Regions from separate parts of the Homo sapiens genome. Here region 2 is linked to region 1. A link is a loop called in an ENCODE intact Hi-C map of the cell type or tissue named here. Cell type or tissue: IMR-90. All regions are shown on one strand. Links, peaks and the distances in the headings refer to the core of each region. The heading gives the core; the rest is flanking DNA. Region 1 has its middle 340 kb from the start of PAPSS1. Region 2 has its middle 14 kb from the start of DKK2.

Region 1 (15,431 bases), core at 5,988-8,487:
TGTGTCTCCCAGGTTGGAGTGAGTGGCGCGATCTCGGCTCACTGCAAGCTCCGCCTCCCAGGTTCATGCCATTCTCCTGCCTCAGCCTCCCAAGTAGCTGGGACTACAGGCGCCCGCCAACACGCCCGGCTAATTTTTTGTATTTTTAGTAGAAACGGGGTTTCACCGTGTTAGCCAAGATGGTCTCGATCTCCTGACCTCGTGATCCGCCCGTCTCGGCCTCCCAAAGTGCTAGGATTACAGGCGTGAGCCACCGCGCCCGGCCTCACTACTGTTTTTCAACAACGGACTAAAAAGCCTAGCTAATGTAGTAACACAAACAAGGAAAGAAAAGGGATACAAAATGAGAAAAATGAAATAAAACTGTGTGTTCACAAATGACACAATTTCCTATATAGAAAATCTGAGAGAATCAACAGAAAAAAACTCTAGAACTGATAAATGATTATAGCAAGGTTGTAAAATACAAGGGAAAAAAACAAAAGTCAATCACTTTCCTATATACTGGAAATGAACAAGTGGAATTTAAAATTAAAAATACAATACCATTCACTTTAGCACCCCCAAAAATGAAATACTTAGGTATAAATCTAACAAAATATGGGTGAGACATTTATAAGAAAAATTATAAAACTTTGATGAATGAAATTAAAGAACTAAAGAAATGGAGGGATATTCCATGATCATGAACAGGGAAGTTCAATACTGCCAAGATGTCTGTTCTTCCCAACTTGAGTGATCTGTAGATTCAATGCCATTCCAATCAAAATCCCAGCAAGTTATTTTGTGGATTTTGACAAATCGATTCTAACATTTATGTAGAGAAGAAAAATACCCAGAAGAGCCAACACATTACTGAAGGAGAAAAATAAAGTTGGAGAACAGATATTACCTAACTTCAGAACTTATGATAAAGCTATAGTAATAAAAACAATATGGCATTGGTGAAAGAATAAACAAATAGATCAATGGAACAGAATAGAGAGCCTGGAAATAGACCCACATAAATATAATCAACTGATCTTTGACAAAGGAGCACAGGCAATACAATGGAGCAAATAAAATCTTTCATCAAATGGTGCTGGAACAACTAGACATCCCTATACCAAACAAACAAACAAACAAAAATCTAAATACAGACTTTACATCCCTCATGAAAATTAACTCAAAATTAATCATAGACCTAAATGTCAAATGCAAAACTACAAAACTCCTAGAAGATAACAGGAGAAAACCTGGGTGAACTTGGGTATGGCAATAATTTTTTAGATATTTTGTTGTAAGACTGATGAATAAAGGGGTAATATACAAAAGTCAATCACTTTCCTATTGTGATGGTTAGTACTGAGTGTCAACTTGATGCAAAGTATTGTTCCTGGGTGTGTCTGTGAGGGTGTTACCAAAGGAGATTAACATTTGAGTCATGTGGCCTGGGAGAGGCAGACCCACCTTCAATCTGGATGGGCACCATCTATTCAGTTGCCAGCACGGCTTGAATAAAGCAGGCAGAAGAAATTGGAAACAGCAGACTTGCTGAGTCTTCTGGGCTTCATCTTTCTCCTGGGCTGGATGCTTCCTGGCCTTGAACATCAAACTCCAAGTTCTTAAGATTTTGGACTATTGGACTTACAAAAGTGATGTGCCAGGGGCTCTTGGGCCTTCAGCCACAGACTGAAGTCTGCACTGTTGGCAGACTTTGAGACTTAGACTGGCTTCCTTGCTCCTCAGCTGGCAGACGGCCAACTATGGGACTTCACCTTGTGATCGTGTGAATCAATTCTCCCAATAAACTTCCCTTCATATATACATATATCCTACTACATCTGTCCCTTTAGAGAGCCCTGACTAATACACCTATAACCAGAAATGAACATGTGGAATTTAAAATTAAAAACATTATACCATTTACATGATAGTTTAAGTGAAATCATATCGCTAGACCAGGTGTTATGAGCAGAGCTGAAAGCACCCCCATTAGTGATGAGGGGATAGGATTAACTATATGGTAGACTTGGGTTTGGTGAGTCATTAGATTAGGTGTATTAATATTGTAAAAATGTATGCTTGAAATAGGACTACAGTGAATTCAAAAATAGTTAACATAACTAAAATAATAAATGTAAATATAATTGAGGCTATAGGAAAGCTAACTGATGTTAGCACTGGCATGGCCCCTCCAATTAAATGTATAAGTAGACTGCTAGCTGTAATGTTAGCTGTTCATTGTATAGCTAAAGGGACTGTCCATGAAAGTAACAGTTTATAAGCTGAACTTCACTGAAATCAAAAACTTCTGCTCTATGAAAGACAATGGCAAAAGAATGAGAGGATAAGCTACAGACTAGGAAAAATATTTGCAAATGACACACCAGATAAAGGACTGTTCTTCAAAATACACAAAAACTTCTCAAAACTCAACAACTAGAGAACAAAAAATTCAATTTAAAAACATGCAAAAATCCTAAACAGACACCTCACCGAAAAAGATATACAGATTGCAAATAAGTGTATGAAAAGGTGTATAACATCATATAGCATCAATGAAATGCAAATTAAAATAACAATGTGATACTACTACATACCTATTAGAATGGCCAAAATCCATAACATAAAACACATCAAGTGCTGGCAAGTATGCAGAGCCAGATGACTCTCATTCATTGCTGGTGGGGAACACAAAATGATATAGCCACTTTGGAAGAGAGTTTGGCAGTTTCTTGTAAAACTAAACATACTCTTACCATATGATCCAGCAATTATGCTCCTCAAAATTTACAAAAAGGAGTTGCACATACAAAAATCTGCACACAGAATTTTATAATAGCTTTATTCATAACTACCTAAACTTGGAAGCAACAAAGATGTCTTTCAGTAACTAAATGCATAAATAAACTATTCTACATCTAGACAATGGAATATTATTCAGTGCTAAAAAGAAATGAGCTACCAGGTCATGAAAAGACATGAAGGATCCTCAAATCCATGTTACTAAGTAAAAGAAACCAATCTGAAAAAGCTACATCCTATATGATTCCAATTATTTGACATTCTGGGAAAGCCAAAACTATACACAAAAGTGAAAAGATCAGCAGTTGCTGAGATTTGGGGTGGGTAGAGAGGAATAAATAGGCAGAGCACAGAGAATGTTTAAGGTAGTAAAAACACTCTATATGGCATTATAATGACCAATGCATGTCATTATACATTTGTCCAGACCCATAGGATATACAAAACCGAGAATAAACCCTAGTGTAAATCATGGATTTGGGCAATTACACTGTGTCAATGTAGGTTCATCAGTTGTAATGGTTGTACCACTCTGGTGGGGATATTGATACAGAGGAGGCTGTACATTTGTGGGGCAGCTAGTATATGAAAAATCTCTGTACTTTTCTCTTAATTTTGCATGAATCTAAAACTCTTCTTAAAGATAATAAAGCATTTTAAGTCCCAAAACAAATAATTTCAGAGCATATTTGAGTCTATTAGTATCCCAATATTATGATTTAGAAAGTCTATCTGCTTAGAAGATTTAGAAATCATATCACCCAGAAAACTGAACAGAGACTGAGCAACAGAAGACTCTGCTTTTGTGGTTGTTACTGTTACCTTGCCTCAGTAATCTCATGTAAATGGTTTGAAAGCAAAAGAAAGAATTGTCTAAAATGAGGACTTCTCACTAATTTAATCTAATTGTTACAATCTGATGATCCTTTAATATTGCTTCCCCCTTCTTCACACACACACACACACACACACACACACACACACACACACCTCCCAAAGGGTTTCTTAGCAAAAGATGGACAAGTTTAAGAATAAGATATATCTTTTTTTCATGATTTAATTAGTAAAATAAAAGCCAAATTTTTGGTTCCAGAAACTAGGAAGATAAAAAAGCAGGATTGTTCAATCACTTTTATCATTCACTTTCCTCTTTGAACAAATAAAACTCTCATAAAAACTCCCATTAAAAATCAAAATGCATGTTGAAGTCCAATTTAATGATTTAAGAGTTAATTCAGAAGTTACTTGTGACTCTGAATCCCTCTGTAATTTTAAAATTGTAGCATGAAATCAGCAAGGAAAGAAATAGTGATGATTGAACTTTATTCTCTTTTTGCCATTTCAATGCAGAGACAGTATTTCTGGTGCAAAAAAAAAAAAAGTCAGCAAATTACCACATCAGCAGCAAATCCCAAAGAGATCATAAAAAACACTCTTTTCTAAGTCTGTCCAAATTTATCCCCCTAGTGTCAATATAATATGGTCTTTTAATGGGATATTACACAATAAAATACACAAATAAAATTAACTGAATTCATCAACATACGAAGACCATGTGTTTACATATCAAGAGTGATTGGCAGTTAAAGACTCATAAATCATAAGCCAAAGAGGGACACTGCAAGTGTGCTTTTCTATCCTCCTTACCCCTGCTGTTTCAGAGGCATGCTCTTTAATGGTTTTGCACTTGGGTATAAAGTAATTAGCAGGCCTAGCCTGAGTGAAACAGAAAAATAGTAGAAACAGAGCTGAAATCATTGGGACAATTATTACCATCTTTGATTGAGTATATACCCAGCACATAACACCGTGGTTTACCTAAACCACTCCAGATTGATTTATATGGATTTTTTCATATAAATAGTGAACAAAGAAAACAATTCAAATAGGTTCCACTATTCATTTCCTAAGTGTTGGTGCCAGGCATTTAGCAAGATACTACAAACACAGTAATGACCAACTAAGACAGTCTCTGCCTTTCATGGAGCTTTGAGAGGGGAAGAAAAAGAGAAAAGCAAATGTAGTTTAAACATTAAAGAGAATATGTGTATATTTCTTGCAATGATTTAATGATTTGCCCTACACTGTGAGCAACTCAAAGCCGTAAAGTTTTTTTCATCTTTTTTATGGACTATGAAAAGATACAGTAGTTGCTCAATGCCCATTGTATCTTTTTGGAATAAAATGTTTCTGGAAATATCTACATGTATATGAAACACATATATATTTATATATGGAACAAGCAGGTGATGATTTAAAAGGACATTCCTCTTTGCATTTCTCATTTCTAAAATGATATGTACTCTTCTAAAGACTTTTTGAGAGGTAAAAAAATCTTAAATAATTTTTTGTAATCAGTCTTAAAATACACCCAAATATGGCCAGGCCATTTTTTGGCCATACATAGTGCACATAAGAACACTTAATACAGTACTATGAACTTATCAACACTCACAAATGTTATCTGAATGAAATAAAGTATGAATCAATTATGCAATGATTAAAACATGGGCATGAAATTATCAGAAGCATCCGCTTCACTTTGGCATCAATAAAATGAACTTCAGGAAACATGGAACATCCAGACTTTGTCCCTCATCTGGACATCAGTGTATTGGCAAACCTACTCTCTTTATAGTGTACGTATGTAAGATATGTATGGCATATTGCATAAATAGTATATATTGTCTCTTCTGACATTTCTGATTCACAGTCCTTTCAGTTCCACTTGTGATAATTTTTTCATCATCTTATAATTCACAAGACGCCTATGATCATCTCAACCAGTCTATTAAATGACAACTCATCTCTCCAGGTCTTTCCTTTTCAGCAAGGTCTCCCTTAATTACCTTACTTAAGATTATACTTCTCTTTACCTCAGCACTGTCTCTCCCCTTACCTTAGTTTATTTTTCTTCAAAGCCCTTTTTACTCTGTAATTTCTCATTTGCTATGTAAGTTCCATGTGAGACAGGGATTTTATCTTTGTTTTTTATTGTTGTATTCCCAGCACTTAGAACAGTGCTTGGCACATAGGTTTTCAAAACCTATTTCTTGACTGAATATGCTCCTGACAAAGAAGTCTCCAAACCGCTATGAGGTGATTATAGGGCTAGCTGTCCTCTAATAGTGACAGTATAAGCTATATTCAGTAAATTTGAGACTTTAATTTTTCTTTTGAGCTCTAGAAATAAACCAGGAACTATTCGTTCCCATATACATCAGGTGGTTTCTCTCCTTTACACCTTTCCTCAAGTTTTCCCTCTTTTAGGAATGTCCTTCTATCACCCAAACTCTTCTCTGCCTGGATAATTCCTGCTAATTCATTCAGTCTCAATGTACAATGTATCTACTACCTGAATTGCTCCCTGACACCACCTTCTGCCACCTCCCCCACTGGGAGCGTGGGCTCTGACCCCATGGCAGCGTCTAGGGTTGAGTGTTTACAGCTCTGGAAGCCCCAGTAGCCATGTGTTACATACAGTGTGCTCTTTCAGCTTAGCTGTCCACAGGCAGCTTGATTTAATTAGCTCAATTAGACCCTCTGCCTTACAGCAAGGACAGAGGCTTTCTGTATCATGGGGTCCTTACCCTAGTGTTCCAAAAAAATCAGATCACATTGGGGGCTTGGAGAATGAGTGCAAGGTTTTATTGAGTGGTAGAAGTAGCCCTCAGCAGATAGATGGGGAGACAGTAGGGGGATGGAGTGGGAAAGTGGTTCCCCCTGGAGTGGTGTCACTCAGCAGCCAGGATCTCCTCCAACCACCCTCTGCTGAATTCCCATCGGCATCCATGTTGTTCTGCCATCAGTGTACTGCCAGTGTCTGTCTGTGTGTTCTTCTGCCGGTGTGTTTCGCTTTATGTCCATCCATTTGTGTCTGTGCCTGCTAGGGTCTCGGGGTTTCTATAGACACAGGATGAAGGGCAGGGTGAGCCAGAGTGGTCTTGGAAAATGCAACATTTGGGCATGAAAACAGGAGTGCCTGTCGTCACTTAGGTCCATGGGCACAGGCCCGAGGATGGAACCCTTGCCAGGGACCCTGTGCTTCTCTGCCCAGCACTTTCCTGTCCCCTTCCCATATCAGTATCACAGCCCTGAGTTCTGGGGTGTCTTGGCCCTTAGCGTACTATCTTGAAATTGCTGGTTACTTACCTGTCTCCTCAATTAGAACATAAGCTCTTGTAGGACAGGGATTGTTTTAATGATCTTTGTATGAGTGCAACACAATGGAAACTGAATGACTAATTGAAATGAATTGAGTTTAATGCCCTTGGGACGAGCAACATCTAGTGATTCCATCAGAGGCAGGTGGTGTAGGGGGAAATGCAGGAAGTCTTAAGACCTGGACTCTAGTGCTAACTCTGACAAGGGTTAAACCCAAGACAGCTTCCAAATCTATAAGACTATAAGGCAGAAAGTATTCCATGTAACCCAATGGAAGTAGTTATTAAATAGGTTTTCATGCTCCATCTGCTGGTTAAATTCTACAAAAATCTCAAGACCTTTTTGAAATGGCAGAGTAAAGGACTTAGATATCAGCAATTCTTGCTTGTGACCAATTGTGGGATATGATGAGGTTTCTCTCCAAATAGCCTGATCAATCTTTTATTCTTTAATTCACAGTACCCCCCACCCCACCTCATTTTTCTTTTTCTCCTTTCTGCCTTTGTTACATGCCTGGACATGCCACAGTACCAGGCTTATCCATACTGCTCACATTCCTTTCCTTATTTGGAAAGAAGACTAGCTCTGTAGCTCATTGCAGACACCCCTTCCCCTTTTCCCCTCTCTCCCTTACGTGCCCACCTTATCTAAAGAAAGTTCAAATGTCTAGCCAACCGGGATTAGTTCAGATTGTGCGACCTGACCCTGGCCAGTGGGGAAAGGGTGCAAGGGCAGGACTTGCATCAGGAATAAAGGCTCTTGTGCCCCTTTGTTCAGGTGTGCTCTCATGGTGACTGGCCAAGGAGAAGCACCCCTCTGCACAGAAGTAAAATTGCTTTGCTTAGAATCCTTTGAGTGTTCAATCTCCTTAGGATTTTGAGTGTTATTCCCAACAATTCTGGTGCCCAACTTTGGGGCTTGAATATTCTACTTCGGGAAGGGGGTCTTCGGTCACCCCACCCAGGGGAGATGCATCCCACTGTCTATAGTTATGGTGGCCCAAGGGTGAGGGAGATCAGGCCCCACCCGTTGTGACGAATAAATCTGGATTCTCAGCAAAGCGGGGAGGAGATGCTTGTAAGACCGAGGCAATAAGAGGACCAGGTAATTCTTGTGCACAGAATAAGGCAGGAGACTTTGCAAAGGCGACAAAGTATTTCCTTGGTGATTGGGATAATTTGGAGGTTGAGAGTGTGTAAATGGGGCTAAGCATTATGGTTGTGTGGAGTGAGTCTTCTCTGCGGTTTTGTGCTGCCATCTATCAACTATGGGCAGGAACAATCAGAGTAGACAAAGAGAAAGAAAGATGCAAGGAACTTCCAGAGGGATGAGCTATAGGATATGCAGGAAACCCCTAATGGGAGAGGTTAAGCCTCCAGAAAGAGAGAGGTGAGACACCTCTAATACCAGAGGTTGGACTCCCTCTTAAAAGCCTCAGTAAGCCTCCAGAAAGGGGGAGGTGAGACACCTCTAACACGAGAGGTTGGACCCCTTCTTAAAAGCTGCAGTGAGCCTCCAGAAAGAGGGGGGTAGACACCTCTAACAGGAGAGGTTGTAGCCCCTCCCCACCAATAACCTCTAAGATGGGGAATGTTTCAAGTAAGACAGGAAAACTAAAGAGTCTAGAAAGTGATGAAATTACTTCTGATAGCCCCTTGGGGCTTATGCTGAAGTACTGGAAAGATAAAGAGAGAACCAAGTATAAACGAAAACAGTAGATGATAAAATGTTGTTGTTTTATTTGGGTTCGAGAACCCATCCTTAAACCCTCACATTTCTGGCCAAAATTTGGGTCTAATGAGGAGCAGATTTGTCAGCTCTTAATCGAGCGTGTTAAGGATAAGAGTCCTGTCTCCCAGGAAGAAATCGTTTACGCCCTCTGTTGGCAGCAGGGGCCTGTCCTCCTTTACTCTTTAGAATCTAGAGGGAGAAAGCCAAAAACCAACCTCTCTAGAAGGGAAAGACCGGTGTCTAGACAACCCACACCCACTAACACGTGGGTCTAGATCATCTTCCTCCATTCAGTGCCCCCGATCCCGCTCCTCTGGTTTCCGTTTCAGGTCCCTCCCCTGCTTCCTCTTCCTGCTGTCCCTGATCCCGCCCCTCCGGTTCCCATTTCAGGTACTTCCCGTGCTTGCATCCCTCTTCCAGCTTTTCCGATCCCGCTCCCCCGGTTTCTGTTCCAGGCCACTCCCCAGCCTGTGCCTTCCCTCCGGCTGTGGTTTTGGGTTACTCCCTAGCCGTTTCAGGCCACTGCCTTACTTGTGTTACTTGCCGGTGTTCTATTCCCCCAGCTGCTGCTATGGATCCCTCACCCACTTGTGGTGCCTCTACTCATATTGCTCCTCCTCCCTATAATCCCGACTTTGCGGAATAACCATCTTGTGAGCCTGCCCCCACCAACCTATTAAGTATCCCTCATTAAAGGAGCTTCAACGTGAGATAGAGCAATGTAAAAAGGATATTAAAAACTTTCCATTTCTCTCCACACCTAGAGAGCCAGATCTGACTCTTTCCACTAAGAGAGGTACCACAAGGATGGGGCGGGGGGCTATTGGCTTTGTGAACGCCCCCTTGACTAGTTCGGAAGTCAGGTATTTTAAAAAGAGCCTAAGCCACTACTGGATGACCCTTATGAAGTAGCAGATCAAACTCATCAATTTCTAGGGCCTCACATATACTCTTGGGCTGAGTTGATGTCCATCTTGGGCATCCTCTTTTCTGAGGAAGAATGAAGTATGATTCGGAGGGCTGCTATGGCACTTTGGGAACGTGAGCACCCTCCTGGTCAAAATGTTCTTTCTGTGGGCTATAAATTTCCCACTCAAGACCCCCATTGGGACAGTAACAATGCAAATCACTGGGAAAATATGCAGGACCTAAGGGAGATGATAATAAAAGGAATTCAAGAATCAGTACCCCAAACTCAAAATCTTTCTAAAGCATTTGATATTCAACAGGAAAAAGATGAGGAACCCACTGGATTCTTAAATAGATTGAGGGAGCAAACGAGACAGCATGCAGGCCTTGATTTGGAAAACCCCTCAGACAAGGAATGTGAAAACTTCACTTTGTTACTAAAAGTTGGCCAGACATTTCAAAAAAATTACAAAAGATAGAAAATTGGGAGGACCATCCCCTGAGTGAATTGCTCAGGGAGGCTCAAAAAGTATATGCAAGAAGAGACAAGGAAAAACAAAAACAAAAGACAAAACTTATGTTATCCACCTTCCAACAGATAGCTCCAAATCCGCATATCCCTAAGCAAGGCTTTCAAGGGGCCAGAGATTATAAGGGGCCTAAACCCTCCTTGAGAGGATCCAAGCCTCCATCTGGAGGGTCAAGGCCCTCATTTAATAAGCCCCCTAAGGGGTATAGGGGAGCAAGGGCAGAGAATGCTAAGACTGAGAAGGAGGAAGGACAAGATAGATATTACAGATGTGGAAGAACAGGCCACTTCAAGAGGGAATGTCCTGAACTAAAGAAAGAGAGAGAAACTTTCACACTCATGACTTTGGAAGAACAATAGGGGAGTCAGGGGCTCTGCCTCTTTTATTTTGAGCCCCACCAGGAGCCCTTGATAAATTTGGAGGTGGGACCTAAACATGAATTTATCACCTTTTTACCTGATTCAGGGACTTCATGCTCCTCTGTTTGTTTCCCTCCACCTGGTCTTACCTGCTCTTCAGAAGAACTTTTAGTCTCTGGGGTAAAAGGAGAAGGATTTAAGCCAAAAATTTTAGAATGCACAGAAGTCAGATATCAAGATCGATTTACTCATTTTCAATTTTTATTAATTACTGAAGCAGGAACTAATCTACTAGGAAGGGACTACATGCTAAGGCTAGGTATAAGGCTTCAAGTGGGTCCTAAAGGATTCCTCTCTTCACTACATTTACTTACTGCTGTGGATGAGAAATATATTCATCCTGATGTGTGGTCAAAGGAAGGAAATCAAGGGAAACTCCAAATCCCTCCAATAAATATCAAACTAAGAGGGCAGAGTAGGGCTAAAGCCTGTAATTGAGGGTCTCATTGAAGATGGGCTTCTTGAACCCTGTATGTCTTCTTGCAATACTCCAATCCTGCCTGTCAAGAAATCAGATGGGTTGTATCAATTAGTGCAAGACCTTACAGCTATTAATCAAATAGTCCAGACCACTCACCCCACTGTTTCTAACCCTTACACCATTCTTAGCAAAATTCCATACTATCATCAGTGGTTTTACAGTGACAGATTTAAAGGATGCCTTCTGGGCATGCTGCTTGGCTGAGGATAGCCGAGATATATTCGCTTTTGAGTGGGAAGACCCCCATTCAGGGTGGAGATAACAATATCAATGGACAGTCTTGCCTGAAAGGTTCACAGACTCCCCCAACCTTTTTGGTCAGATCCTAGAACAAGTGCTAGAGAAAGTCACAGTCCCTAAGCAGATATGTCTGCTTCAGTACATGGATGATCTTCTTACATCTGGTAAAGATATAAAGGAAGTAGGTGACTTCTCTATACATATTCTCAATCACTTGCAATGTGAGGGGTTGTGGATCTTAAAAGAGAAACTTCAATATATAGAACCTGAAGTTAAATACTTAGGTCACCTAATCAGTGCAGGTAAATGAAGAATAGGACCCGAAAGAGTGGAGGGAATTTTTTCCCTACCCCTGCCTCAAACTAAACAAGAACTCAGGAAATTTTTAGGACTAATTGGATATTGCCATTTATGGATTGACTCATATGCATTAAAAAGTAAACTTCTATATGAGAAACTTGCCCAGTGGAAGCCTGATTGCCTCTTGTGGGCTGCTGAGGAAATCCAGCAAATTGAGGAATTAAAAGAGATGCTCATAACCACCCCTGTTCTAGCTCTACCCTCCCTAGAAAAGCCATTTCACCTTTTTGTTAACGTAAATAATGGGGTAGCTCTAGCAGTGCTTACCCAAGAGCATGGAGTCTGTTGACAGCCCATGACCTTCTTGTCAAAGGTCTTAGACCCAGTCACTCGTGGGTGGCCCCAATGTAGCCAGTCCATCATAGCTACAGCAGTATTAGTTGAAGAAAGTAGGAAATTAACCTTTGGAGGAAAATTAACAGTAGGCACACCCCAGCAAGTTAGAACTATTTTAAATCAGAAAGCAGGAAGGTGGATCACTGACTCAAGGATTTTAAAATATGAGGCTATCCTACTGGAAAAAGATGATTTAATATTAACTACTGATAATTCACTTAATCCAGCAGGCTTTTTAACAGGGAATCCAAAATTAAAAAGAGAGCACGCCTGTTTAGATCTTATTGATTACCATACAAAAGTTTGACCAGAATTAGGAGAAACTCCCTTCAAAACAGGGTGGCACTAATATATTCATAGATGAGCCGTCCAAGGTAATTGAAGGGAAAAGACATAATGGGTATTCAGTGATTGATGGAGAAATGCTTGAAGAAGTAGAATCAGGAAGACTGCCTAACAATTGGTCTGCCCAGACATGTGAACTGTCTGCACTCAACCAAGCTTTAGAACATTTACAAAACAAAGAAGGAAGTATCTATACTGACTCTAAGAATGCCTTTGGGATGGCACACACATTTGGAAAAATTTGGATGGAGAAGGGTCTTATCAATAGTAGAGTCCAAGATTTAGTTCATGGAGAACTAATTGCCCATGTCCTTAACAGTCTCCAATTGCCAGAAGAGATAGCTATTGTGCATGTCCCAGGGCATCAAAGGGACTTGTCTTTCACAAGTCAGGGAAATAATCTCACAGATCAGATAGCAAAGCAAGTTGCCATTTCTTCTCAAACGCCTGTTTTTCATTTAACTCCATGCCTTCCTTCTCCTACTGCAACCTCCATTTTTTCTTCCATTGAACTAAAGAGAATGCAGAAGGGAAATGGATATCACCAGATCAAACGGAGATGTCAAAACCTCTCATGAGGGAGGTCTTGTGTCTATTACGTCAGGGGAACCACTGGGGACCCCAAGCAATGTGCAATGCAGTTCTCCAGGTTTATGGGTGTATAGGAATTTACACCCTGGCTAAACAAGTTGTAGATAGTTGCTTAATATGTAAAAAGACTAATAAGCAGATTCTAAGGAAATCACCCCTTGGAGGAAGGAATCCAGGGCTAAGACCATTTCAAAGTGTCCAGATTGTTTATACTGAAATGCCCCCAATTGGTCATTTAAAATACTTATTAGTAATAATAGACCACTTTACCCACTTGGTAGAGGCTATCTCATTCTCAAGTGCAACCGCCAGTAATGTAGTTAAGGTGTTAATTGAAAACATTGCACCCAGATTTGGACTAGTAGAAAATATTGATTCAGAAAATGGAACCCATTTCACTGTACATGTCATTAAGAAGTTAGCCCAGGTACTAGATATAAATTGGGAATACCATACCCCTTGACATCCATCCTCCTCAGGAGGAATAGAGTGGATGAATCAGACTCTAAAAAACTACTTAACTAAGTTAGCTTTAGAAACTCGATTGCCATGGATTAAATGTCTTCCTATTGCTTTGTTAAGAATCAAGACTGCCCCTCGGAGAGATATTGGCCTTCCCTTTATGAAACGCTTTATAGATTGCCCTACTTACACTCCAATGCTGACATCCCTACATTTGAAACAAAAGACCAGTTCCTCAAAAATTATATACTTGCTCTAGACTCTACTTTCTCTTTCCTTAAGACTAAAGGTCTCCTAGCACAGGTGCCACACCTGGAGTTTCCAGCATATCAGCATCAGCCTGGAGACTATGTCCTCATCAAAGGGTGGAAAGAAAGGAAACTCGAACCACCTTGTGAAGGACCTTGTTTTCCTAAGTACTGAGACTGCAGTCTGAGCAGTGGAAAGAGGACGGACTTATCACACCCAAGTCAAAAGGCGCCACCACCTCCAGAATCATGGACTGTCACTCCAGGGCTCACCCACACCAAACTAACTCTAAAAAGAGCTTCATAATCACTTGTTTATTTTTTTTTTCTTTTCCACATAAGGTCATCTTGTCATCAATGTAACTCAGGCTAGCCATCCTTTAACCCTTCAGCTTGACGCCTGTTCAGTCATCCCATGCGGAGATGAGCAAGCTCAAGGAAGCTATCCCATTTTGGTAAGTATCTATGTCCATACTGCAAAGAGTCAACCAAGTATAAGTATAGAGCTTTAAAAGGTCCCTGTAGTGACTGGGCAGATGTTTGGTGGACCACTAAGTACAAAGGGTGGACAGCCAAGCCCCCTGCTTCAAATAGGTTACAGGGACTAAAATGAAAACTCCAAGTAGTTCGTGGTCCCAGCCCACCAAATTGTAAGCCATTGCACTGTAACCCCTTGTTGCTGGTAATAAATAATCCCTGGACAATGGCCCAAGAACTCTCTATATTTGAACGGTATGGGTTAGGAGCAGACTTTGAAGGACAGGACCCTATAGGAATCTTCTCCATAAGGTTAGTTAAACCACTAGTTAATAATAATAAAGGAGTTCAGACCCAGAGTCCAGGAGACACATGGAACCCAACACTCTCCCCAAGTATAGCGAGTCCAATGTCTTCCTCCCATCTCCAAAATGATCCAACCAAGGTAACAGTTGCGAAAGTAGAAAACTTAAGGCAAACTATAGCTCTAGAGACAGTATATCAAGAAGCAAATGCTTGGCTGGAATGGATTAAATATTCCATCTGCACTTTAAACAAAAGTGAATGTTATGCTTGTGTGCATGGTAGACCAGAGGCCCAGAGTGTCCCCTTTCCACTTGGATGGTCTTCCAGCTGACTGGGCATGAGCTGTATGGTAGCTCTCTTCCAAAACCCCTCAGCCTGGGGCAACAAATCATGCCAAGCTCTTTCTCTGCTGTTCCCTGCTGTTCCCTGCAGGTCAGCCCCCAAGGGCCATTCAGCATCCATCTCCCAATGCCAATTTTACTTTGTGTCTCTCACGACAGGGAGAAAACTTGGCATTCCTGGGGGCCTTAACAGGATGCAGTGAGCTTAAGCCCTTCCAAGAGCTTACCCATCAGTCTGCCCTTAGCCATCCTTGAGCAGATGTGTGGTGGTATCATGGTGGACCAATACTGGACACTCTGCCAAGTAACTGGAGTGGAATTTGTACTCTAATTCAATTGGCCATCCCTTTCACCCTGGCGTTTCATCAACCAGAAAGGATAGGAACCAAACACCGTCAGACAAGGGAAACCCCTCATTGGTCCTTCAGTTCTCATGTTTATATAGATGCCACTGGGGTCCCAAGAGGAGTGCCAAATGAATTTAAGGCCCAAAGTCAAATAACTGCCAGATTTGAATCTACGTTCTTCTGGTGGTTAACTGTAAATAAAAATGTGAATTGGATAAATTACATTTACTACAATCAACAACAATTTATTAATTATACTAGAGATGTTATTAAAGGGATAGCTGAACAATTAGGACCCACCAGCCAAATGGCCTGGGAAAATAGAATAGCATTAAACGTGATACTAGCAAAGGAGGG
Region 2 (15,431 bases), core at 6,341-8,840, 330 kb before region 1:
TTCATTTTTTCACCTTCTCTTTTTGTGTGACTTATGGCTAAATTAGAAATCAGCCAACTGAGTCTGACTGTGATTGTCAATATTCCACTGGGGCCCTGAAAAGGAAAAGAGAGAATGCAAGCAATTTGCCAAGAAGATAAAGTCATTTCTACATTTTTTATAAATGCCTGGTTAATGAAAGATGGAAACAATAAAACATATCAGTACATGATAGAAAAGTGAAATCATGGTAGATCAAAGGAAAAGGAAGCAGCAAACAAAACTACAGTGATCTAGCAATCAGCAAGTTGTTCTGTTACTAACTTAATTTGTCCATTTATTTAATTTGATTTGTTTAATTTACTCAGAAAGTTAATAGTTCCTTGGAATCACAGTACCTTTAATTAATTCAAGGCAGTGCTAAATATGTGAAAACAGAGGGGATATCTAATTTCATTGAAACTGGTAATGAAATCACTTTTAATATAAGTGCACTTGACCACTTAGTCTTTAAGTTATTAAGAAATCTGATTTGGAATAAGCTCAAATTTACTTTAGCTTTTTGTTGTTTTTTTCTGAAATTTATAAAATGTATTTTGGTTGTTATTGTCAAGAATGTATGTGAACATTTGTATATATCAAAGAACAATCAATATCTCCAAGAACATAACAGCTGTTTATATGTTACAGTTGAAATTGTTGGGTTAGCCTTGTCCTCCAATGCCAATCAATGTTGTATTTTTAAATTAATAATAAAATGAAACTCTCAAACCTTTGATCAATTTGCCTTTTATATATCAAAATGTATTGTATAAATATGCTCAGTATTAACAGAAGTACTGAAAGTTTAAAACCATCTTTTTGTTTTATAATATTCAATGTACCTCACCCCACCACTTAACACTGGAGGTAGCTACCACTGAGGCCAGGAATATATGGACTATAGCTATAAACTGGGGCTCTTTTTAACATGAAAAGGTAAGCTAATTTCCAGCCTTCTAAATACAACTTCCAAATTCACTAAATTACTTCGTGTTCCTCCTATATGTTAGCATAATTTTAGAAGGTAATTCATTAGAAAAGCCCCCAGCTGCAAGTTCTAACCAAAAGTTATACATGTTATAGTCCAAACTCTTCATTCTCTTTAGCCAAGTGTAGATACTGCCTAAGATGGCTGATTTTAAATTAATTTGTATGATGATATCTGTCACTCACTTGTGAAACACTTCCTGAATATAGCTGACACAATCATACCCAATTTTCTGTTTCAGGGACTATTTAATGTTAAAAATGTCTCTAAGGAAATCATTCTAAGGAATGCCTCTAAGTAAATCTTTATATGTGGGGGATGGAAAAGACAACCCATCATGGTATTATTCTCTGACAACAAAAGAATTCCTGTTAATGGTTAGTAATGGTTATTATTGTTTGTTTTAAGTAGTGATCTTATAGTGATTATTAGTCGGAAATACTGAGAGGTCCAAGTTCATGCAGCAGAGGGCAGTAATGGACACTTGTCATGGTAAGAGAGATGAGCCAGAGATTATTACAAAGTAATTTTTCTGGAGAAAAGTGTTTAATGGCCTTTCCTATACCAGTGTTATTAAATAGAGGAGAACTGATAAATAAATGCATCTATTCCTCTCATGAAAAGTTTGCAACACTCTTCAAATATTAGATTGACTGAACTAAAAAAACATTCAGAAGGTTTTCTCTTATCTAACTTCATAGAAAAGGAACGATTTTCCTATGCCAAGGCATATGCAGATGTTGCCCATGTAGCATTGTAAAAGCTCTTCCAAACTACTCAGAAACAGAGGCAGGTAGGCAACTTTGTAAATGGTCTCATGACTGTGCAGAATGCATTGGAAATTAACAGCACCTTTTTCATCTTACTTACTACCACTTTATTATCTGTCTTTCTCTCACTACCTGAAAAAAATGCAACAAAATCCAAGGACTTCCATCTTTACCTTCCTTTAGTTGCTGTACTGCCTACTACGCTAACGATGTTAGCAATGTTTTGTCTTTGTTCTTTCAAAAATTACTTCAGCAAGCTGTTTCTTTCTTCAATCACATTATCCCGAATTTACACCTTGTTCCACCGCTTGAAATAAACCATCAAATAAAGCAGACCCAAAACAATGGTAGGAGGTGAGGATGTTATTCAAAATTTTCATAGGTAAAAATTTGAAGGTAGAATCTGGGAATACATGATGGCATAGTTTTTCTAACTCATGCGGTGCTATGTAAAACCAGAAAAAGAGATGAGGATAACAATTCCCCAAAATGCACATACGAGCACACACCACACACACACACACACACACACACACACACACACACACACATCTAGAGTAAAATTAGGTGACAAGGTGAGTAAGCCTAATTCCCAATAATTACAAGGCCCACATAATATCAGTTACTATAAAAAAGGAAGTTTGGGCTGGGTGCGGTAGCTTAGGCATGTAATCCTAGCACTTTGGGAGGCCAAGGCAGGCAGATCACTTTAGGTCATGAGTTCAAAACCAGCCTGGCCAACAAGGTGAAATCCCGTCTCTACTAAAAATACAAAAAAAAAAAAAATTAGCAGAGTGTGGTGGCGGGCGCCTGTAATCCCAGCTGCTTGGGAGGCTGAGGCAGGAGAATCACTCAAACCCAGGAAGTGGAGGGTTGCAGTGAGCCAACATCATGCCACTGCACTCTCCAGCCTGGGTGACAGAGTGAGACTCCATTTAAAAAAAAAAGGAAGTTTGAGGGAAAGCAATGGAGCTCTGAGAACAAGAGAATCCTCAAATTTCCAACAGATCCTCATTGGAAAGAGCACAGCCAATCTGAAAATAGTAGACAAAATCAGAAGAAAATGGATTCTGCAGGCCCTAATTCCAGGATCAAAGCCCCTGGTGAGGAGAAATTGTTTGGAGTAGAATCCAAATTGAGCAGGCTAAGAAATTAGGGACAAAAGAAAAAATTCTAAATGAAAGTCAGGATGGAGAGGAAGCAGATCTCAAAAATGTGACACCATTTTAAGCATCACCTCATAAAAACAATAGAAGAGGGGGTGCCAAGAACAATGAAACTAGAAAAGTTATTCTGGCCCAACCATCTCTCTGATAGCAAAGGAAAACTTATTTGCCTTAAACCTGGTAACCAAACGAGACTGTGGTCCAATCATGTGTATATCTAATATGACAAAAAAGAAAACAAGGACAAAATAGCATCAATAGAAGCAAGCTATAAAGCAATGTCAGAGAATACATATAAACAGTAACTTAATATTCAAAATATGCTACAATTTTTAAGAAATATATGTAAACAATGAAAGAACATTATAAATCAGAACTAGAAAATTTCCAATCATGTTTCAAGAAAAAAGGATTTGAAGAAGTGATGTAAGAAGAAAAATCATTTCAGAATGAAGATTAAACTGGAAAGAACAAAAAAGCAACATATAATGCTTTAGGATAAATATAAGATGGGAAAGAGAAAATTAGGAGAAATAAGTAAAGAGATAAAAAATTCAACAGAATAATATAGATGCGATAGATAAAGAAGATCCAACATACTTATAATAGTTTTCACCAAATAAGAAACACAAGCAATGAAACAAGTCAAATACTAAAAACAATAATCAATTTTTTTTCTAAAATAATGAGAACAAAACCAAAAAGATTTCAAACTACCTATATACTTTCTTAGGGGAAAATAAATCCAGGATGGACAACACCATGACATATTCTAGTAAAACTACTGACCTTGAAAAAAACAACCTTTGGCCAGTGGGCAAAAACATCATGTCACTTACAAAGAACATTTCAACAGACACGTTTTATATCAGAAGACAATTAAGTAACATATTTAGGATACCCAAGAGATGAAAATGTGAACTAATAATTTTAAATCCAGCTAAACTGAGCTTCACATAACAGTTTTCAGACAAAATGGTTTACGAATGCAAGAAGTCAGAAAACATTATTACATAAGCCCCACCTTGGAAATTTACCAGAAAACAGTATTAAAACAACTACAATGATTGGCAAGATTGAAATATGGACTGATATGAAAGACACTGAGCAACTAAAGACCTAGAGGGGGGAAAAAACTGACTTTAAGACAATTAGTAAAAGAAGATCTAAAATTTTATCAATTAAAAAAATTCTGTCAATGCTCAATTTACCACGAAAAGACCCATTTTTGGAAGGTCATATTTTATTTCCTTTTATAGACCTGCTGTCTTGTATTTTACTTAGTCTAACATTAAATGAATTACAATTCCCTAAGTAGTCACATTTTTTGAAAGAAAGAAGCCATAAATCATGTCACTTATTGGCAGAGATAGGGCTAGGGATAAATTCAGGACAGAAAATCCAAAATATATTATAGTTGAGAATAGGGACTATGATAAATATGAAATCACCTGTAGAACTAAGACTATATGATGTTCTTCAGAGAAAAACACAGTATTATCTAATGGCTAAATGCAGCAACAAGTTATATGAGAGAGACTAACAGACTAATCTGCTTGTGAATATTGATGTCAGGTAATTTTAAGTAAAATAGTAGTAAAGAAGATCCAAAAGCCTTTTTAAATAATAAACCATGACTAAATGGGGCTTATTTAGAAATATAAGTTTAGACAATACACTAATATGCTCCATCAGTATAATAGAGCTAAGGAGAAAAATTATATATGATCATTTTCACAGATGCAAAAAAAGCATTTGGCAACACTCAACCAATGCTATTCATGTTAAAAAATTAATCAATAAAATGGGAATCTATGAATGCATGTATACATGCACCTCATTACAAAAGTTAGCATCTTCACTTAATAGCAAATCACTTGATGTTTAAATGGGAAACTCAGACAAGAATGTCCACAATCTCCACTTCTGTGAGCACTGTGTTAGAGGTAATAGTCATTCAATTAAGCAAGAGAAAAGTAACAACCATAAGAATTAGAAAGTATAAAGTAAACAATTTCTATTTGCGTAAGTATATATCTAACATAAGTATAAATGTGGAAAATACATTTGACATAATTATATATCTGAAAAATTCAAAGAACAGCACTTACTAAAGAAGCAGTTTTAAAGCTTAATATCCAATAATTATTAGCCTTTAGGTATTTTTAAAAATTTAGAAATTAGGCCAGGCGCAGTGGCTCATGCCTGTAATCCCAGCACTTTGGGAGGCTGAGGCGGGCAGATCATGAAGTCAGGAGATCGAGACCATCCTGGCCAACGTGGTGAAACCCCGTCTCTACTAAAAATACAAAAATTAGCTGGGTGTGGTAGCGCACACCTGTAGTCCCAGCTACTCGGGAGGCTGAGGCAGGAGAATCTCTTGAACCCCCAAGGTGGAGGTTGCAGTGAGCCGAGATCATGCCACTGCACTCCAGCCTGGTGACAGAGCAAGACACCATCTCAAAAAAAAAAAAGAAAGAAAGAAAGAAAGAAAGAAAGAAAGAAAGAAAAAAAACCCAAAATTAGAAATTATAATGGAAGAGAAGACCCCATGTCAATTGCCAAAAGCTAATAATGTAATAATGCAACATAACCCACAGTATAGAAAATCTATGTGAATCTATGTGAATGTAACTGTAATACTAGACTTCTGAAAAAAAATTTTAAGAAGCCTAAGGTGAACATAAAGTTATACAATGTTCTTTAAGTGGAAGACTCAAGATCATAAAGATATCCATTATTCCTGAGTTAATTTATAAATTTAATATAATCTCAATAAAAATACATCATATTTCTTTTTTCTCTAAACTGGGAAAGTTTATTTAAAATTAATGTATTGAATAAACGTCTTTTGGGAGAGTAAACAAGAAGGATCAGGAAAACTCTGAAAAAGAAAAGTATTGGTCAGAGGACTGGAGATACACTTACCAGAAATTAAAGCCTCTGGAAAAGAGGTTACTTTGTTACTGTCACATAAACAGACACACAGACCAATATGATACAATAGAAAATTCAGAAGTAGAGTCAATTGCATATGAACATTTAGTATAAGATAGAAGCAGCATCTCAAATACATAGAGGAAAAAGATGGATTTTTAAAAAACAAATCTTACTGTGTACATATGAGGTTTACAACATGTTGTTACGGGATACATATAGATAGTAAAATGGTTAAAATAATGAAACAAATTGACATACCTGTCATGTCACATAGTTACTTATTTTTTTGAAGTATTGGTTTAACTAGATAGACATATGAAGAAAGTTAAAACTGGATCTATTCCTCACACTGCAACATGACACATTCCAAATGAATAAAGAACTTAAATGTAAAAGAAATAAAACAATGCAAGAGATAAAAAGAAAACACAGATGAATTCCTTTATAAATTCAATTCCTCCATAACCAGAACACTTTTACTTTTGGCTTAAATACAATAGTAATAAAGAAAAAGACTGGAAAATTTGATGTCATAAAGATGGCTTTTTCATGGCAAAAATCACTACAAGCAAAGCTAAAAGATTAATGACAAAAGGAAAAATATGTGCATTTTATACCAAGAAAAAATAGTGAATATCTTTAATATATGAAGAGCTTCTAAAAATGAAAAAGGAAAAGTTAAACAACTTTACAGAGAAAATAGCCTGGAAAGGTGAACAGAAAGTTTTGAGAAAAAAACTAAGTATCTCTTTAAAAAAGAAAAAAAATGTTGGTACATAATAAGAGAAATGCAAATTCAAATTATACCAATATACCATTTCTTACCTATCAGATTGCAAAAATCCATTTTTTTTTTTTTTGGATTTTTGACCATATCTCTGCAGCAAGGCTGTGAGAAAACAAGCACCCTTGTACATTCTGGTGAGAATACAAAATGGTATCACTTTGTATGGAGAGGAATTTGACTATCTAATGAAGTTATACATGCATTTGATCTTTGACTCAGTAAGAAATCCCACTCTTAGGAATCTCTTCCAGAGAACAAAGAAGGAGACAAAAATTGAGAAAAGGGGGATTGGTAAAAAGTAACTTAATTTTATACATTTCAGTATTATTTAAATATTTTATAGTTCATTTCTATTTTTGTTTAAATGATGTAAATATTAAGATATACCTATATTCAAGTGTTATATTACTTGAATAGGTAAAAAAAAACCCACAAAATTTAAAAATGTTAATATCCAGGAAATACAGCAATAAAAGACCTAGAGTGAAAGGCAAAACCAACTTCAAGACAATTAGTAAAAGAAGATCTAAAAAGCAGTAAAAGAAGATCAATTAAAAAATTCTATCAATTCTCAATTTACCATTAAAAGACCCATTTTTGGAATTCCATATTTTATTTCCTTTTACAAACCAGATGTCTTCTATTTTACTTAGTCTAACATTAAATGAATTGCAATTCCCTAAGTAATCACATTTTGTGAAAGAAAGAAGCCATAAATTGTGTCACTTAGTGGCAGAGATGGGGATAGGGATAAATATTTGGGACAGAAAATCCAAAATATATTATAGTTAAGAATAGGGATTCTGATTTTCTCTTTTTGTGTAATTTTTCTTTCAAAATACTTTAGCTCCACTCACAGAGTTTGATACTTAAAAATGTTTATGAAACAAATGATTATACATATAATTTAATTACAAATTGACAAATACATATAGTAAAAACTGATCTCAGATCAATTTAACCTCTGGTTCAGTTACTTTACAATGATGCAATCAAACCTCTTTGTTTACCGAAGATTCTGATGAATAACTGGCCCATAGTCACTCAGAGTATAGGTAGCAAAGCCCAAAGTGAACTCCCCCTGTGACTTTTCATTTCAGCACAAATTCCACTTTAGTGGGATTTACACATGTTTCCCTGTTGGACGCTAGAGGGAGATTGTTTGCAGTTATCCATTCTTGGGCCTATTTTGCAGCAAGGTGATGTCCTTTTATCATTGTCATGTCTATGGCTGCATACAGTTCCATAAAGCCACTTTGCATCCTTAGGTTCTATCAAGAAAACACATTTTTATGAGCACTCTTTTATTGATAATATACATGGGAGAAACATCTATCTAGGAAATACAGTGATGTATCACTTAAGGATGGGGATACATTGTGAGGAATACGTCCTAGGGAGATTTCATCATTGTGTGAACATCATAGAGTGTATTTACACAAACCTAGATGGTATAGCCTACTACACACCTAGGGTATATTATTCCTGGGCTACAAATCCATACAGCATGTAGCTTTCTGAATACTGTAGGCAACTGTAATACAATGATACATATCTGTGTATCTAAACATATTAATAGAAAAGGGATAGTAAAAATATAGTATTATAATCTTATAGGACCACTGTGGTATATGTGGTTCATTGTTGACCAAAATGTTGTGGTGGACACATGACTGTAATTCACATCTATTTATAAAATGAGATTTTATACATCTATTTATAAAATGAGATCCCAAATTGAGGAATGAGCTCAGCTTGGTAGCGTGGGGTCCAGACCTGGGAGTCCAGAATAAGACCACTCCCTCTGCTTTTCATGAGACTGCTGGTCTCCTGATACTGCCTAGTTGTGTGGTTCTGCCTCATTCTACTGCTACTCTCTTGGTTTGTGGACTTGTGGCTCTCTTCTCTATGGAACTTTGACTTCAAAATAGGTAAAACCACATCTAACCAAAGTAGACCATAGCACAGATCTTGTTAACCTAGTCATATTCACAAAGCAGAACACATTTTAAAAAATGTAATAGCTACACTTCTAAAACCTCAGAGGATGCAACCTTTGTAATAAGATATTTTGTTATAGAATATATGACATTCTCTCTGTTCTCATGTTTCCTCCTTGTTCATTAAATCCCAACACACCAGCCTTCTTGCTGCTTCTGAACCTTCGAGATCCATTCTCATTTGGGAACTTTGCCCTAGCTGGCACCTCTGCCAACAGCTGTGTGGCCCACTCCCTCGCCAGTTTTAAATCTTGGCCCAAATATCATCTTCTCAATCAAGTCTACCCTACTTAAAATTGCACCATTACCACTCCATAGTGCTTATCTCTGTTAACTTGCTGTATATATTTCCCTATGGCATTTATAAATTGTATAATTCTACATATTTTACTTATTTATTATGTTGATTATTATATACATCCTCCACTGTAAGCTCAGTGAGAGTGAGGATTTTAGTCTACTTTACATATGGATGAATGCCAAACACCTAGGTCAGTGCCTGGCATGCAGAAGGCACTTAATAATGGGTGCAGCACACCAGCATGGCACATGCATACATATGTAACAAACCTGCACGTTGTGCACATGTACCCTAGAACTAAAGTATAATAAGAAATGAAAATAAAAAAAGAAGGCACTTAATAAAAGACTTAATTAAATCCTCTTCAGTTCAACTCAATAAAACATTACTGCTCTGTACTTGTATTTCATAATATTTTCATGCTCTCAATATTTGTTATTTTGAAATAAGTTTTTCTTACCAGAAAAACATTCAAAGATGGCATTATCTTTTTGTTACTTAGTCTGAACAGCCTGCAAACACTGATGCATTGCTATCATTATCTTGTCTTTTTTTTTTTTTTTTTTTGAGATGTATTCTCACCACACTGTCACCCAGGCTGGAGTGCAGTGGTGTGATCTCGGCTCACTGCAACCTCTGTCTCCTGGGTTCAAGTGATTCTCCCAACTCAGCTTCCCAAGTAGCTGGGACTACAGGTGAGTGCCACCATGCCCAGCTAATGTTTGTACTTTTAGTAGAGACAGGGTTTCGCCATGTTAGCCAGGCTGGTCTCAAATTCCTGGCCTCAGGCGACCCCCTCACCTTGGCCTCCCAAAATGTTGGGATTTCAGGTGTGATTCACTGTGTCTGGCCCATATCTTGTGTTTCTTGTGGTTAGGCACTTGAAATTTCTTCATTTTTCTCAACATCTGTGAATAATACACCTTTTTGTCATTTCTCTTAGTTTTTTTCTCATTTCTCTTAGTTTTTTTCTCGATCTTATATCCGTTGTAATTAATCTGTATTTTTCCATTGGAATTTAAGACATAAAATATATCTTAAGGCAGGAATAACTCTAAGCAAAATTGTGAAGTTAGATCAAATAAATCTTTGATGCTGTGCCAATGAAAATCATCTAATATTTGGTCTCCCTTACACACTGCTCCTAAGAAAACTACTGTATTAGTGGCCATGATGAAATTCCTGCCTTTGCACCAACTCTGAGTAGCTTAGGGCACTACTGCTCCAGGGGAACATTTGTGTTTAAATAAAACTATAAAATTCCAAGACCCATAAGACCTCAAAAAGTGTGATAGTGTCACATAGTGGGAGGAAATATTTGGAAACGAAATCTCCAGGCACTCTTTGAATTGTATCACGTAAGAGATCTCAAATCCTAAGATTCTTATTGGATAAATAATTTTTGAATTAGTGGATGCCATTTGAAAGACAATGCACTATCAGTGCATGAGAAGGAGTAGGTCAACAACCCATAGCTGACAACGACAACAACAACAAAACCATAAGAGTTGAGGTGGGCATGTGAAGTCAGAATGAATACAGAAATAGGTGAAGTGGTGGGTGGATATAAGGGATATCTTTGCTTATGCCTCCCACCACCATCTATCTTCCTTCTTATAGTAAGAGCATCCTGGTTTTCCTCTGTAGAACTACCCCACTCCCCTTGCCCTATTCTTACTTCACGTGGCTGTAACAGTGAACCGAGAATCCAGACCTAGCAACTTGGAGTATTTTATCCCTGGCCACAAAAGTTGATTCTTAGCAGCAAGGTCAGACACTTGCTGGAAGCATCGGAAATAAGAAGTTCTCCTTTTGTCAAGGTTTATTAACTAGCAGGATGTAAGGTAGAAGATAATTTACCTGAGAAAGTATGTCATACAAGGGAAAGCAAAATGAAGAGAGAAAAATTACTGATGATGATTTGAGCCATACCTGAAGTCCAGTGTTAGACATTCCTATTAAAACCAATAAATTTCCCTTTTTACTTAAGCTACTTCAAGCCTGGGTTTTCATCATTTATAATTAAAAGAATTCTAATAGATTAAAAATACACTGAATTTGGAATGAATCAAAGCTCTACTTTGGAAAATTCCAACCTAGAAACAAATAGAGGAAATTCATTACTGAAGCTCTTGAACACATAAGTATTATTTTCCTTTAAGTTCAAGCTTAACACATGCTAGAGTTTGGGTTTGAATGGAAGCAAAAAGATGTTTCAGAATTTATTAGAGAACATCTGACACAACTGTTTTTGGTGATAGATATTATATGAAAACAAGTGCTTATGATTTTCCAATATGGGTATACACATTACGATTGAAAATTTATTTTAAGATTGAAATGTATTTTATTATTCATATACTTTGGATCTGCTAATTTTATGAAATGGAACTGTAAGAAGAATCTCTTACACTTTTGATTTATAAATACCTCTCTTGGGATTATTAGTTTGAAACTAACAAGAATTTGCTCAAATGTGCATGGAAATTTTGAAGTAAGCAGTAGAAGAAACTTGATAGTAAGAGCACAACAGGCTCCCAATTAAGAGCACCCAAGCATCTGAGGATAAAACAAAAGCTCAGCTTGGTAGCATGGGATCCAGACCTGGGAGCCCAGAATAAGACCACTCCCTCTGCTTTTCGTGAGACATCTGGTCTCCTGATACTGCCTAGCTGTGCGCTTCTGCTTGATTCTACTACTACTCTTTTGGTTTGCTGACTTGTGGCTCTCTTCGCTATGGAACTTTGGCTTTCAACTGCATTTGGCTTTCTTTAGAGCCAACTCTAGTCACAACTCTTTATGATCTTGGAACTCAGTTATCTCTGCTAGATGATCCACTCAGTTTGATGGTTTTAAATTCCAAATACCTGGCTAAGAGAATCATTTTAGGTCATTTTAGGGGTAGGATCACCTGGTACAAACAGCCTACATTGGTTCACCATCCCCCCATGGCTTCAAGTAGAGAAAGGGCCTTTTCAAAAAGGACGTGAGCAGGAAGGCAATGATTACATTTTCTACCACAGAAAGTAATGTAAAAACTATTCTGATTACCACAGGGGTACTTATGCATTTCTTCTCACTGGGGATGCAGGATAAAATCATAACAGATGGTATTAAAAACAAATCATAATGTTTCAGATAATTAATTTATACTTTAAAAGTACTATTGAATGATTTTTGCTCCATACGAAAGAGTCTGGCTTGTTTGTATTAAAGAACAAATTAAAATATAAGTATCTCAAAAAATTCATTAGACATGTTCAAATTTATTCTATCCATTATGTCTTATGACATTTCAAATTAATGGCATTATCTCTATAGATTTTTTTTGTATATATATATATACTTCAGGACTCAAAACAGATTTTAGAAACAAATCAACATTACATTCACTCTGATAATTGTTTAGCAATGTTGATTTTACTGGACAGTTCAGGGGAAAAAAGGGAAATAGAAAAACATCAATGACTAATTCATAAGATCAATTGAAAAATTCAAAATTGTTTCTGATGTTACAGTGAACATAATTTTTCAAGACATCATAAAATAATTTAAAACATATTTCTATTGTAATAGATAATATTTATCTAAAACAAAGAAAGTATAACCATACAAATTGAATCTGTCTGATTTAGTTTTAGGAAATCTTAATGACCTAATATACAAAGCAATTTAGGAGGAAACTAAAGCAAAAAATTCAGGCTTTCCAAGATCTGATATTTTTTCTAAAGTGACATATTGAAATAATCTCTACTAAAAAGAGTACTGGGCTGGACACAGTGGCTCATGCCTGTAATCCCAGCACTTTGGGAGGCCGAGGAAGGCGAATCATTTTAGCTCAGGGGTCGAGACCAGCCTGACCAACATGGTGAAACCCCGTCCTTACTAAAAAATTCAAAAAAAAAAAAAAAAAGCCAGACATGGTGGCAGGTGCCTGTAATCCCAGCTACCGGGAGGATGAGGCAGGAGAATCGTTTGAACCCGGGAGGCAGAGGATGCAGTGAGCAGAGATCGCGCCACTGCACTCCAGCCTGGGTGACAGAGCAAGACTCCATCTCAAAAACAAAACAAAATAAAACAAAACAGTACTGATGAAGGAATTGAGTAAATGATATTAGTTTAGAAGATGAAAGAGGCAAATGACATTAAAGAGTCATTAATATGAACAATATAAAATAGTGTATGATACTTGTTATAACTGTTAATGTTCTTATATTGCTTGGTATTTCAAACTCATAAAGGTGTGATTATTATAATATTTTATTAATAAACCAATTGGGCAGTTTTTGAACATGAAAGCATTTTTCTTATGTTTAAAGACAGAAAAAAATGTTGGATAACACATTAAAGAAGCTTCAAACTTTTTATTATTTGAGGCACACACTCTGTTCTCTACCTGCAGTTTTTAGTTTGTTTAATTTCTTCAGTGGTACAAAATCAAGGTTTTCAAAGCTCACCCAGAAACATCTGACTTGCTCTTACAATTATAAGTCAGAAAGTTAAGGAACCTCAGAAGAAAACTCCTGTCAACCTATCTCTATACTATGAGGTGAATATTAAAACAATCATTGTTGTAAATGATGGAGGTTGTCTTTAAATTACATCAATACAGTTTTGAGGAAGGAGACATATTTCTTCTAATGAGAGCCGCATATGCCTATTAAGACTAGGAAGATATTAGGAGTCACTCACTTAAATTAATTAATAAAGTGTGAAGTCACAATAAAATAAAGTAGGTATAGCAGAATTTTATAATAGCAGTCACTTCAAAAATATATTGCATTTGGAATGACTCAATAATAAATTCAGCTTTTAGAGGCCAAGAAATGCTTCCAATAAGAAACGATGTTTGAACAGAGGTTTAAGGAATGAATGGGTAATAGTGACCTGGAGGAAGGTAACAGATCCCAAGAAAAGTGAAAAGACATTGAGCTGCAAAGATGCATGGCAGGAGTTTAAGAAATAACAAGCAGTCCTGAAAAAGTGGAGCATAGAAACTCCTGAGGACAAACAAGATGAGACTGTAAAAGTAACAATGCCAGGAAAACAGTTTTTCAGTTAGGTACAAGAGAGCCCCATTGACTTATTTCACAGTTTCAATATGTGTAATTATATTCTTCTAAAAGTTTTAGCTTCTTAAACCTGGACAACTCCAAGAATGAAATCTGCCCTTACTCAAATGCACTCTTCATCGAACATTCAAAGAGACTTTGCTGTTCAGAATATAAGTTTACATGGCTAGCTCTCCTACTAAATCCATGCCTTCCCAGGCAGTGGGAATGCCTCATCCACTTTGGCATGCCTAGCACCATGCAGCATATTGTAGGTACTAAATACACGTTTATTGAATAAATAAAGAGACAAATACTAAGCAATAGCTTTCTACATATTTATAGCAGGTCTTGCATTGATAGATAATGAAAATTTGTCACCAAACATACAGCCCATTATAAAAAGTCTTATAGTTGATAAAGAGAGAACTGAATACATGTATAATTCATGGTTTAATGTGTATTCTTGATGTATTTGCCTAAAAGTAAGAGGACTTTAGCCTTCACGTCAAGAGAACTCTGCCAATAGCTGGATGTGTGACCTTGGGCAAGTAACTTAACCTCATCTTCAAAATGACAACTCACATTAAGGTCTCTTTAAACTTATTAATGTTATGATTTTATAAAATAATGTAAAATATCATAGCAGTTAAACAGTAAAAAGCTAATGTGAGATCATTTTACTTCAAATATAATTTAAAATATTTTAAAAAACATTTGATTTGCTATTATTCATAAAATAATTTAATTCTATATGACAAAATTAATTTTTGCCCTTTCGGCCCTGACTGCATGTAGAAAATAATTTTACTGTTATTAATATGTGCTAATATCAGTAATCATTTTGATGTAAAATATATGTATATCTGTATTAGTTTGTTTTCACACTGCTGATAAAGACATACCCAAGACTGGGAGGAAAAAGAGTTTTAATTGGACTTACAGTTCCACATGGCTGGGGAGGCCTCAGAATCATGGTGGGAGGCGAAAGGCACTTCTTATATGGTGGCAGCAAGAGAAAATGAGGAAGAAACAAAGCGGAAACCCTGATAAACCCATCAGATCTGGTGAGACTTATTCATTATTTTGAGAATAGCACAGGAAAGACTGGCCCCCATGATTCAATTAGCTCTCCCTGGGTCCCTCCCACAACACATGGGAATTCTGGGAGATACAATTCAAGTTGAGATTTGGGTGGGGACACAGCCAAACCATATCAATATCTATTTCTATCTATGTACATATATCTTGCTTTATTCTCCCTCTTATGAGGAGAGAAAAATTTTAGTATTAACATTACAATGCTGTTGTATTTAGAAGTTTATACAGTGAAAAATTAAAGTATAAAAGTTGAAAATACAGAAGAGAGATAAACAGAATTCACTTATTAATTTATATAGTCTCATG

The links. A loop is a pair of places that touch in the nucleus more often than their neighbours do. Peaks named below come from ENCODE experiments on the same cell type or tissue, not always from the same donor. Only the 100,000 strongest peaks of a DNase experiment are listed, where the experiment ranks them.
Region 2: a loop joins it to region 1, with 4 times the contacts of the local background. A loop is called at or near these places in 3 of 110 quality-filtered maps.

Annotation. Positions count from the first base shown.
Region 1 is chr4:107,372,187-107,387,617 of GRCh38, forward strand. No RefSeq gene overlaps it. Among named protein-coding and RNA genes, the nearest start is that of PAPSS1, 340 kb to the right of the region's middle. RefSeq lists an enhancer at 7,118-7,699. In IMR-90, for the core only: a CTCF peak has its summit at 7,250 (motif pointing left); no DNase peak of the experiment used is centred there; H3K27ac peaks cover 474 bases.
Region 2 is chr4:107,042,905-107,058,335 of GRCh38, forward strand. No RefSeq gene overlaps it. Among named protein-coding and RNA genes, the nearest start is that of DKK2, 14 kb to the left of the region's middle. In IMR-90, for the core only: a CTCF peak has its summit at 7,815; no DNase peak of the experiment used is centred there.